2 separate regions of the Mus musculus genome follow, and region 1 is linked to region 2. The links are chromatin loops, found by intact Hi-C in ENCODE. Cell type or tissue: heart. All regions are shown on one strand. Links, peaks and the distances in the headings refer to the core of each region. The heading gives the core; the rest is flanking DNA. Region 1 has its middle 110 kb from the start of Abcb5. Region 2 holds the start of Itgb8 (integrin beta 8).

The links. A loop is a pair of places that touch in the nucleus more often than their neighbours do. Peaks named below come from ENCODE experiments on the same cell type or tissue, not always from the same donor. Only the 100,000 strongest peaks of a DNase experiment are listed, where the experiment ranks them.
Region 1: it touches region 2 in a loop (1.9-fold over the local background); 1 of 42 quality-filtered maps calls a loop at or near these places.

The regions. Positions count from the first base shown.
Region 1 is chr12:119,071,775-119,077,154 of GRCm38, forward strand. No RefSeq gene overlaps it. Among named protein-coding and RNA genes, the nearest start is that of Abcb5, 110 kb to the left of the region's middle. In heart, for the core only: no CTCF peak of the experiment used is centred there; no DNase peak of the experiment used is centred there; H3K27ac peaks cover 1,687 bases.
Region 2 is chr12:119,236,649-119,242,028 of GRCm38, forward strand. Itgb8 (integrin beta 8) reads right to left here and starts at 1,628. Exons shown (of 14, transcript NM_177290.3): 1 at 1,024-1,628. The coding sequence starts at 1,150. In heart, for the core only: no CTCF peak of the experiment used is centred there; DNase peaks (open chromatin) are centred at 1,323, 1,783 and 2,183; H3K4me3 peaks cover 2,676 bases; H3K27ac peaks cover 2,402 bases.

The DNA of each region.
Region 1 (5,380 bases), core at 223-5,222, 160 kb before region 2:
GCAGCACTCCTCCATAGCTTCTGCTTCAGTTCCTGCCTTTAGATTCCTGACTTGAGTTCCTACATTGGCTTCTCCTGATGGCTTGTGACCCCAGAGATACGTCAGCCAAATAAACTTCCTCATCCTCAAGTTGCTTTTGGTCAAGGCATTTTGTCATAGAAATTGAAATCCTAATTAAGATAGCGATTTACCTTAGAGTATAGCACTTAACAATGCAGCCACAAAGACTTTGTAAGTAAATTATCCTTAGCTTGAAATATTTTCTCAGTTGTATACACTCCAGACGTTCATCCCAAACAGAATAGGTGTCTTCATTATTAATGAATACATGGTGGAGTCATGAAAAGCAAGACACCTATCTCTGTCCTTACCTTCTCTAGCTTTCCTTTTCCCTTCTTTGTAGAGACTGAACATTCCAGAACCTATCACTGAGAAGGACTGCAATTAGGATTGTATCTAAGCTGGGACTTGTAGTTCTACTTGGGAGGTTAGGGTAGGCAGATCACAAGTTCAAAACTTGTTTGGGTTACAGAATGAGTTAGAGGCCAGCCCAGACAATTTAGTAAGATCCTACTTCAAAATAGAAAGTAAAACTGGGCTGGGCATGCACTTCAGTTATCAAGTGATTGCCTAACATGTATGAGGATTTAAATTCTACCCCATACTCAAGACTGAAATAAATAGACATCAATTAAAAACAAAACAAAACAAAACAAAACAAAACGCCTATAACTGGCTTGGCAGAAAATAGATATGATCTAAAGAGACACTATGTCTCTAATCTGACTATTGTACTAGTGAAGCAATGGATCCCCCCCCCCCCCCCCCCCCGCAAAGAAATGAGAATTTCCCCAGGAATCTCATGCTGGGAGAAAGAAAAGACTCAAGCCAGAGGAGAAACTTGTTTTTTAGTATTTTACACAGGTCTAACAGCTTGTCAGATCACCTTGCAGGATGAGAGTGAAGCCCAACCATAGTGGTTGGGACCACACCTTAATGGGACTGCCTACATATCCATATACTTGGCCCTCTATTTAAACTTCAATCTCACATCAGGATCTCATTGTTCCTCTTCTTGATGTGACTGTATTGAATAAATCTCTTTTCTGCTTTCTACATCTAATTTGGTTCTTTTAATTTGTTTATTGAAGATGGGTAGGTGGACCCAGTTTGGGACATAAGTTGTGAGCCTCTAAGTTTGATAACAAAATGAGCAAATATCCTTTTGAATATAGGTTTCAGTTCAACTGTTTCCTATTCTGGTTATGTTATCTATCAGAGCATTTACCTTAAATATTATACTTTGTACCTGTAATCAATACCATGGCAGTGGGGATATGTAGATAATTAGTCTGTGAGTTCCTTCTTTAAACTGGCATGCCTTGAGATTCTGTAATATAATTACAACAAAATAATGGTTTGTGAATTGAAATGATGTCATTTCAATTATAAGATTGGTTAAGATGGTATGACTAGCCAAGACAATTGTGTAGAGGAATACAGAGAAGGTACTGGTATCTACTATCAGATGGTGTATCCATGGAGCAGAACTCTAGGGAGCACATTAATAGGCTTTTTCTCTCTCAGTGACACAAATATAGGCCAGATCAGAGCAGATTAAAAGCAGATAAATGCAGGTTTATTAGGTGCTCCTCCATGGATCAGGGCCAGGAAAGTTGAATGTCCTGGGGAAGGCAAGGGGATTTTATAGAACTTAGGTGAGGGGGGATTATGTGTCAGCTAGAGGCTGGAGTTGTGCCTAAATATGGTCAAAACTGAGCCCCTAGGCAGACACTCTTAGGTGGAAACACTCTTGCTGTAAATGCAAAGGTGAGAGGTGATGACATGACAGCCAGGAATTTGCTCTGTGCAGGTTGAGATTGAGAGAAAACAGCATTTCCCAGCTAATTCTGGGGCCGAGCAGGGGTTCTAGCCAAACATGGATGAAGACCCTGTAAGTCCTCTTGATCCAAAAGGTCGAGTCAATATCAGACTATAGGAAAGTATTCCGTGTCTGCTTTGCAGTAGATAACAAGAAGTTGCTGTTTGTATATTAGTCAAAGGAAAGAGTCTACTGCTCCAGAAAGGCCCCACACTTCTGAATAAATTCATAGTGTTTGTTATGGTTGACCTGAGGTTTGCCACAGGAAGCAAGACACAAGGCCAAATACTGTAGCCTGCCTTCTACCTCACACTGTTGGAAGCTTCCAGTACCCACTAAATTGACATTTGTCAAACAGCAGAAAGACAGCTCAGTACCTTGGTTTTGTATTTGTGTGAATACTTGTTTGCTTCCCTATCCTGTAACAGTTTTCTCTGAGAGTGAAAGAAACATTTCATCCTTCAGGGAAGCTCCTTAAACAGGAGTTTAAACAGGAAGGTAAACCACTCAACATAGCACCAGGAAGTCCCTGAAACTGATTAGCATCACTAGACCTCTCCCTGATGGAGAAAATAAAAAGCTAAGAGTCTCTCTCAGTGAAGTGCAACTGAGCTGCCAAGATTCTCAAACAAGCCTAGTTTTAAAAATGACTTTGAGAGCAAACCAACTGCCTAGAAGGAGCAAAAGCCAGCAGATCTGCTAGCAGAGGTTTGGACCAGAGTTACTTGGAAAGGGCACTATCTAAGCTGTGGAACTGTCTGCAGGCTGTGCAGCATGCTGTAAGGTTCCCAACTGGGAATAGCTTTGATGATGCCATTGTCTCAATCATTTCTGCTAATGTAAAAGTAACTCCTCACCCATATTCCTATAAGTAACCCCAATAAAACTCATTGGTTCACCAAGCTGGACTTTGGTGATATTCATACTTTGGTCTGTTGTAGATGTATGTGTTGTATCTTTTCAGAAAAAGTTTTGTCACACAAAAATTTCTACTTATCATGAACTTTGAGAGCTGGAAGACAATTTGCAGTTGGCATATGTCAGTCCTGCTATGGCACAGCATGTAATGAACTTGCAAAAACCTCATAGCTGATCTGACTTATATTTTTCTAATCAGAAAGAAATTGGACAAAATGGTTCAAGACAAACAAACAAACAAACAAACAAACAACAATAAACCAAAACCAAAAAGTAGCAAACTAGCATTCCTCCTGTCCTCAGTCTCAGCTCTTCATTCTTTCCATTGATCTACAGGCACTAACTAGATCAGCCCAGGCTCCCATTGTCATACATTAAGTTTGTGTTTTGTAAAACAGAAAGCCCATAAGTAGCTCACTGTTCCTTGGGGACTAAATATGGCTTATATTATAACCAGCATAGCTGCTCTATGCACTTCATCCATAAGCCATGATATTATTAATTTTTGTGCGTAGGCACTCTCTTCAACTGCCACATATTTTTTTTCTCAAATCTCACTGTGCTTTGTAACAACTATGTAAAGTAAACCTTTGTTCTGAAAAAAACCACCCATTGAGTAGGAGTGTGAATTCAAATGCTGAGGGCACCATGGCATCCTACAATTATTCAGTTCAGTAAGCTCTGTGTGACATCACACTTTTGTTAAGTATATTAGAGAAAAGAGGGAAAAGGCCACACTTGCCTCTAAGTACTGAATGGGCCTTTGTTTCCTTCTGTCTAAGCGCCCTCTCCCCCAACCAAGCATTTCTTAGCATGTGGAACTTAGGTTACATAAAAGTAAGTCTGTTTGCCCTTAGGTTACATAAAAGTGAGTCCCAAGTTTGCCCTTTCTAAAATGCTTCTTTCTCACAGATTTTCCTCTGCTTCACTTACTTTTTCTAGAATGCACCCCTGTCTATAATATCCTTCCTATTTTTTCAAAATTTATGACATTCTCACTTGAAAATGCATCACTCTTTCTCAGTCCCCAAAGTCCCATCTCCTTTCAGAACAAATGCCAAAGTCTGAAGTTCATTTAAACATCTAAATCAGGCAGGGGTGAGATTTGAGGTATATTTTATCTTGACACAGGAGAGATTCTGTGGTTCTGAATGTGTGTAACCAGAGAAGTTATGTGTTTCCAGAATACAGTGGAAGGACAAGCATAAGAGACAAAAAGAAGAGAGAAGAATTGGTCATGAGCCAATCTAAAATTTGCAGTAGATCCTATGGTTATAGAATAATTCTCGTTGGGTAGATGCCTGCTTTATGGACTGACTGATGCAACAGATGTGGGTCTATGATCCACTGGGTGAGAAAGGAGTCCCCACTAGATAGGACAGGCCTATAACAGATCAAGAGCTAACTGGATCACCTGCCTGTCTGAGCAGAGAAGCAGAACACAAAGCAGGTGCACTCCTTGCTGACTTGGCCTTCAATGTGATAAAAAATGACCAGCCCTAATAAAGACAACCTTGATCTCCATACAGTTCTTGCCAAAAGACTAGTGGGCAGGGCAGCATAGTAGTAGTCCTCCTGGAAGCTCCTCCATTCTCTAAAAGTGAGTTCTTTCTTACTTCCCTTAAATAGTCTGTTACTCTGCTTTCCTCCTTGTCTGTTTCCCTTTTCTTCTTGGGTATGAGATACTGAATTCATAAGCTATTGGCTTGGAGTAGCACCTTAGCTCCCAGAGTTAAACTCATTAAGAGCTGAAAAAGGCTCCACAGTTATCAAAGAACCCTCATCACAGGGAAGAAACTCTACCCTCTACCTCTCCTAGATAGCAGGAGGCAGTTCTTGGAAGCACAAACTCTGTGGATCTTTAGGCTTTGTGCATCTCAAAGATCTGTATTGAGGCTGTTTGGTTTGTTGAAGCCAACTTGATGGCCTCTATAATCTCTGAATCAATTGAGATTCAAGATTAATTTCTACTGTTTTTTTTTTTCTTTTTTGAAAAAGGTATACTTTCAGCCAAATGATTCCAATTGTAGCAGTTTGTTAATCAAAGCAATTGGACCGTTTTTCTTCATTTTATGCTTTTTTCCTTCTTTAGTTAAACTTGGTAGTATAACCTCATGACAATTCTTGGTTTCCATGACTGTTAAAATCCACTGGTCTTCTTCTTGGTGCCTTTGTGAAATGTTTATCTTCATTCTAAATGTTCCCTTCTAAATAAACTTTCTCACATAAACCTTTCATCTGTACCTAGCAAATGACTTTCACAGTAAAAATACAGAATATGTGTATCCATGCTTAAAATGGAATCAAGCATTTTTACCTCATTGTATCCTCAGACCACAGTATTTCAGGGTCTAAGAAAGTTACAAGACTGAAGAGTAAAGTGACCCTTTGCTCTGGCTTTTTCCTAGATGGCAATAAGTTCACTTGACTTGTTGTGGAGTGGTTCTCTACTTTTCTGATCTTGTGACCCTTTAGTGCAGTTCCTTATGTTGTGGTGACCCCAACAATAAAATTATATCATTGCTACTTCATAACTATAATTCTCCTACAGTTATGAATCATGGAACTATCTGATATTGG
Region 2 (5,380 bases), core at 248-5,247:
TTTACTTTAGTTAACTTCAGGAAGAAAGCCAGCACACCAATTTAAAGTAAAGGACTAAATTTCAGTTTTACAACAGAAGTGAGGCTATTAATTAAAACTCCTTTAAGGTTGAGAGACTACAGTAAGTCTCTAATAAAATTTAAGGGATTAGTAACCCGAAGGGAAAAGTAAGTAAGTAAGTAAATAAATAAATAAATAAATAAGGCAATGGTAACTCCATCTGCAAAAAAAAAAAAAAAAAACATTTGGCCTCTATGGTAAATTTAATCCTTAGATTGTTATTATTACTTATTCTGTTTCATGAGTCACCAAGAATACAATGCTAACATGTTAAAGTGCCAAGCCCCCTCTCATGCACTGTCTGACTAGAAATGACTTGGGAAAGGTAGGCATCTATATCTGTTTTACAGATGAAGACAATAAAAGTTTATAGAGAGGTGACCTCTTGGTAACAGAGACCAAACTTAGGGGACAGATCATTTAGCCACAATAATTTAACAATCCCACCCCTCCGCAGGGCAGTGGCTTAAACCATGAATGGATATTCCTCAAGGGCATTAATTCATTCAAGCTGAATGTTATGGCAGAAGAAACTTGTTCTTTCTTAGACCAATAAATGAAAGACTCTTTCCTTTTATAAACCATCTTAGCCACAGGCTCTTAGTGGATGATGCTCCACCCCTAAGGTGAAAAGTTGGGGAATACAGACTATATAGTGATATCCTCAGGAAATACTGGAACCCCCAAACTGCATTCTGTAAGTACAACAGACTCTTTCCCAAACTTCAACTCAAATAAACTTTTCCCAGCACTGTGGACTATTGCTGTCACTTAGGGGTGAAAATGCCTGATACCTGGCTTCTTTATGGAGAACTTTGTTACACACCTGCCCTCCTGAAGTCTCAGCAGGACTGACCAGGACTGACATCTTCCACTTACCTGTCAGGGATGCCCAGGCCATAAGCTCTCAATACCAGCCCAAGACTTTGGGAGAAGGGAAGAAAACAAAGTAAAATAACTTACCACTTTGGCCCAGTCCGAGAACAAGTGAAAATACCCAGGCTGCCCCAAGAACCAAGGCTGGACCTCGCTGGCAGTTGTGCAGAGAGAGCAGTGCAGCAGTCAGAAAAGCCAGGGCCGAGCCGCACATAATGCAAAGCAGCCCGCCCGGTGCCTACTGCCTAGTTGCTTTCCTGATGCGCTCTCCCGACTTGAGAGCGCACCTTGAGGCCCGTGGGCTGCGAGTCCCTAGGACCTTTTCGACAGGCCGGGTTGGCCGACCCAGTTGCTCTCAGTAGGCGATACAGGTATTCGGTCCAGGGCAGCTCTCTGCATCTCAGGGCCCTTAAGGCCCTCCCAGCTCCGCACGGCGGGGCTTGCAGTCTCAACAAAAAGCACCTCCTTGGACAGCCGATGGCCCGCGGGGGCGAAGCAAGTACGGGCTCCACAGTCCGCTCCCAGACAAAGAAAAGAGCTTTTGTTTCTCCCCAGCCGATGGGGCTCTGCTGCATAAATCAGCTTAGCGAAGAGCCAAACACAATCAAACCCAAACAAAGCCTGAGGCTGGGGGGAAAACCACCCTAATGTAATTCACAGGGTGATGCTGCTTTAGTGGGAGGGGACGGCTAGAAGGCCAAGGGGGTGGGGGAGTTGCTGGCGCATCAGTCGGTGCTAGCTTCTTCCACAGGTGGGCAGGGAGGCCAACTCCACTTAGTCGCAGCTAGCAGAGGTTCAGGCGGCAGCGTTCCGATTGGCGGGAGAGGAGACACGGGTGCCAGCAGCTTGGGGAAGCAGCTCCGCGAGCTCCCTAGAAGCTCCTGTCTGCACTCGCGGGCAACCAACAAGGCATCCCAGTTGCTTACTGGGCTAGAAGGGGATGTTCCATGCACCTCGCTGGGAGGGAGCTGCGTACCCTTGTCCTTTCTCGGACTCTGTCGGCTCAGGCGTCTGGCCACCCAGAACCCTGGCAGCTGATGCGTTCTGGGATGAGAGGGAAGAGAGGCAGGCGATGGGCAGGGATGGGGTGATCTAGTTCTGTGGTCCCCCGTGGGGGCTCCCAGCTTTCGGGTGGCTGGGCGTGCTCCGAGCTGAGAGTTGCTAGGAAACCTCCCCACGCTACAGTGCTCCTTGCTTGGGTCGCCAGCAAGCGCAGTGGCGGCCCAGGACAGCAGCAGCAGCAGAAGCAGCAAACAGCTCCAGCTCGGAGTAGCGTGGGCGGGACATTGGTGAGGCATGAAGTCACCGCGGCCCACACTCGCTCTTTGTTTTGCTCACTCCAGCTCTTTTTTCTCCCCCCTCGAATCTAATAGTTGCCATTCCCATCGTTCTCAAGAATTCCTGGTGCGTAGTGGCGCAACAGGAATCGCATGCTGAGTTCTCTTTTCTCTCACCCCCTCGCCCCCCAATTCTGAGTTCCAACGCTTCCATAACGGTATAGGTGGAAAACTTCTCGCAGCTCGAGTGGCAGCATGAACCCCAACATTTCATCCTCTTGCCGCGTGCTCCTTTGTTCAGGAATCCTTACTGGCCCGCAGCTGCTGAATACAAAGTAGATTTCGGGGGCCTCTCCCCTCCCCCAACACTGCTCTCAGAGTATTCACTGCCCGCTTTCCTTGCAGCCTTAAGACCTTGCCCTGTGTCTGATCCCAAATCTGTCTGAGGTCTTCCCAGACTTTGGAGATTTAGACAAGATGTATTCTACTGTCAGATATATTTCGTTGTTCCTTTTGTAGACCCTCAGCCCTGAAAGGGGCAGCCTAGCTTTTTCCCAGGGTCTGTTTGTGGTTCTTTGGCCTTTTGTTGGTTACAATGGATCTTTTGACCTTAAACGCCACCTTCTCAGTAAAAGGAAACAAGAAGTTGCAGATGGCAGCAGAAGAGTGAATGAATACAAGCTTGCAATTCAGTTTTGCAGTTTTGGGTGAGGCTAAAGCGTTGCTAAACTGGACAGCCAAGGAAGTAGTAGCATTGCCTCTCCAGGTCTTGTCAGCGCCCTCGACACCTTAAGGAGAAGGAAGAAACACAGTTCTCTAGGTTTGGGAAAGAGCTCCTTTTCTAATTTGATACTGGAGACCTTGGCTCCTAGTTTCCCCTAGAGCCCAATAATTTTCATTGTATTGAAGTTCAGTTCGACTTTTTTTTACTAGTGGCTTACACAACACCACTTTTTTCAGGCATCAGACCCAGTCCAGCCAGGTCAAGGTGAACTATAGGGGATTTTTTTCTCCTTAATTGTTTCCGGCTTCTTATTTGGAGTAAAGAAAACAAGTAGGAGGTCCCACCAACCCTCCTCTTTAAAAAACTTCTTTCTGTTTTCTAATTGTTGACAGTGAATGGAAAGTACCTGGTTAATAAACCACAACATCAAAAACTCCCCTTTCTTCAGGTGTGGACTGTACATTGGACTAACAGTAAAGCCAGGAACCTAGTTAGTAAAGTGCCCTAGATCTGTTAAGGAGGATCATTTGTGAAGCTAAGGGGGCAATCCATACTTCAACGACTGATGTCAGTCAACACAACTCCAAGCCACTGTACTTCATTTTCAAATTTTCATTCTTTGGTTTTTCAAATTTCTTCCTGGATATCTTCATTGAGATGTAGCTACTGTAAAGTAGCTGAGATAGGTTGGAACAAAAACATAGCATAGTGAAGATATGGTTAGAGCCACTTCAGCTGGGAAGTGTGTTTATTTTCTTGAAATTATGTGACAAACCTAGGCAATGCAGCAACCCTTGAGGCATTGCAAAGCTCTGACAAAGATAACAAGTTAATCTCAATAGCATCCAGTCTGCCTTGTGAAATTACTGATACATTAATGTTTCAGTCAACCTGCTTTTACATCAGAAATGACAGTTACAATACTAAATGAGACAGAAGCTTATACAATAAGAATGGATGAAATTTTGTGAAACTGCTAAAGTATATAATTTTATATTGTTAGGTGTTCATATACTTTACATCTGAACTCAAACCTACTGTGTGAAAAGATAAAACAATGAAATAAATTTGTTTCGGAAAGGTTGAAAGTCATTCAAAAGACAGCCATTTCTGGCCACGAAATACATGCCAGAGTTTGGGGGTAGACTGCAGTTGGTAAATGTCACACAAGCATGAGGTCTTGAATTTGGATCCCCACAACCTACATAAAAAGCTTGGCATGGGACCCCCTTCCCCGAGCTCCAGAGGACCAGACGGATTTCCAAAGCTCATTGACCAGACAGCTGAATCCATTAGTTCCAGGTTGAATGAAAGAGCTTGTCTTAAAAAACCAAAAAAACAAAAGCAAAAGATGGATTGAAATTGAGAAAAGCATCCAATAAGAGAAATCGAGAAAAGTGTTCAGAGTCAACCTCTACCCACTGTCCACAGGCATGCACTCACATATGCATATATATGCCATGATACATGTTTATTGGCACACTGACAAGTTGCCTCAGTTTTGTTTCCTGTTGCTGTCATATAAATACTTTCACGAGATCAACCTAAGAAAAGGTTTGCTAGTCTCTCAATTGAAGGTGACAGTCCATTATTTCAAGGAAAAATCAAGTTGACAGAAACTTCAAAGAGCAAATCACTCAGGGCAAGCAATACCCAGGGTCCCCTCTCCTTTCATTCACTCCAGGCCAGAACATGAAAAGGTGCTGCCTACATCCAGGGGGAGCCTTTCCACATCAATGAACCCAATTAAGAAAATCCCTCTCAGACAAAGCCAATGAAGAGAATCCCTCATTCTGACTCCTTTCTCAAGTGAATCTAGATAGTGTCAAGCTGACAAAATGAACAACCACCACACAAGTACATACACAACACAGGTACCACTATGCATTCATCCAAAACTCCCCAATGCCAATTCTTAAAGGTTATTGAACAATCACAGCATTATTTGCCACTAATTTTCTGTTGGAAAGAGAGTATAATTCTGGTTATCAAAATAAAAATAAAATAATGTGCTAGACAATAGACTGTGAGCCTATAGATATGAGGAAGACATCTGAACATTTTTGGTTATGAAAATATAATTACTCCTGAAATTCTGCAGTTCATCCTTGAGTTTTCTTATAATAAATGTAACAAATAACCTAGGGACAAAAGGTGTACTTGTATTGAGTAAATGTCACTGGCTACATAACTTATAATTTCTCTTGTAAAAAAAAGGGGGGGCATGATACTATAAAGAAATACAGTATTATCTCCATTGTTACCTGAAGTTTAACAAAGAAAAATGTTCAAGATGATGACTAATTCCTGTTTTCTATCATGTTTCTCGCTTTGACATTTCTGATAGCTAATTTTTCATCATTTTCAGTAATGAGAGCAAATTAAAGTCATAGATAGTCTAAAATAAGATTCTAGCTATTCATTCCAGCCTTTGAACCATTAG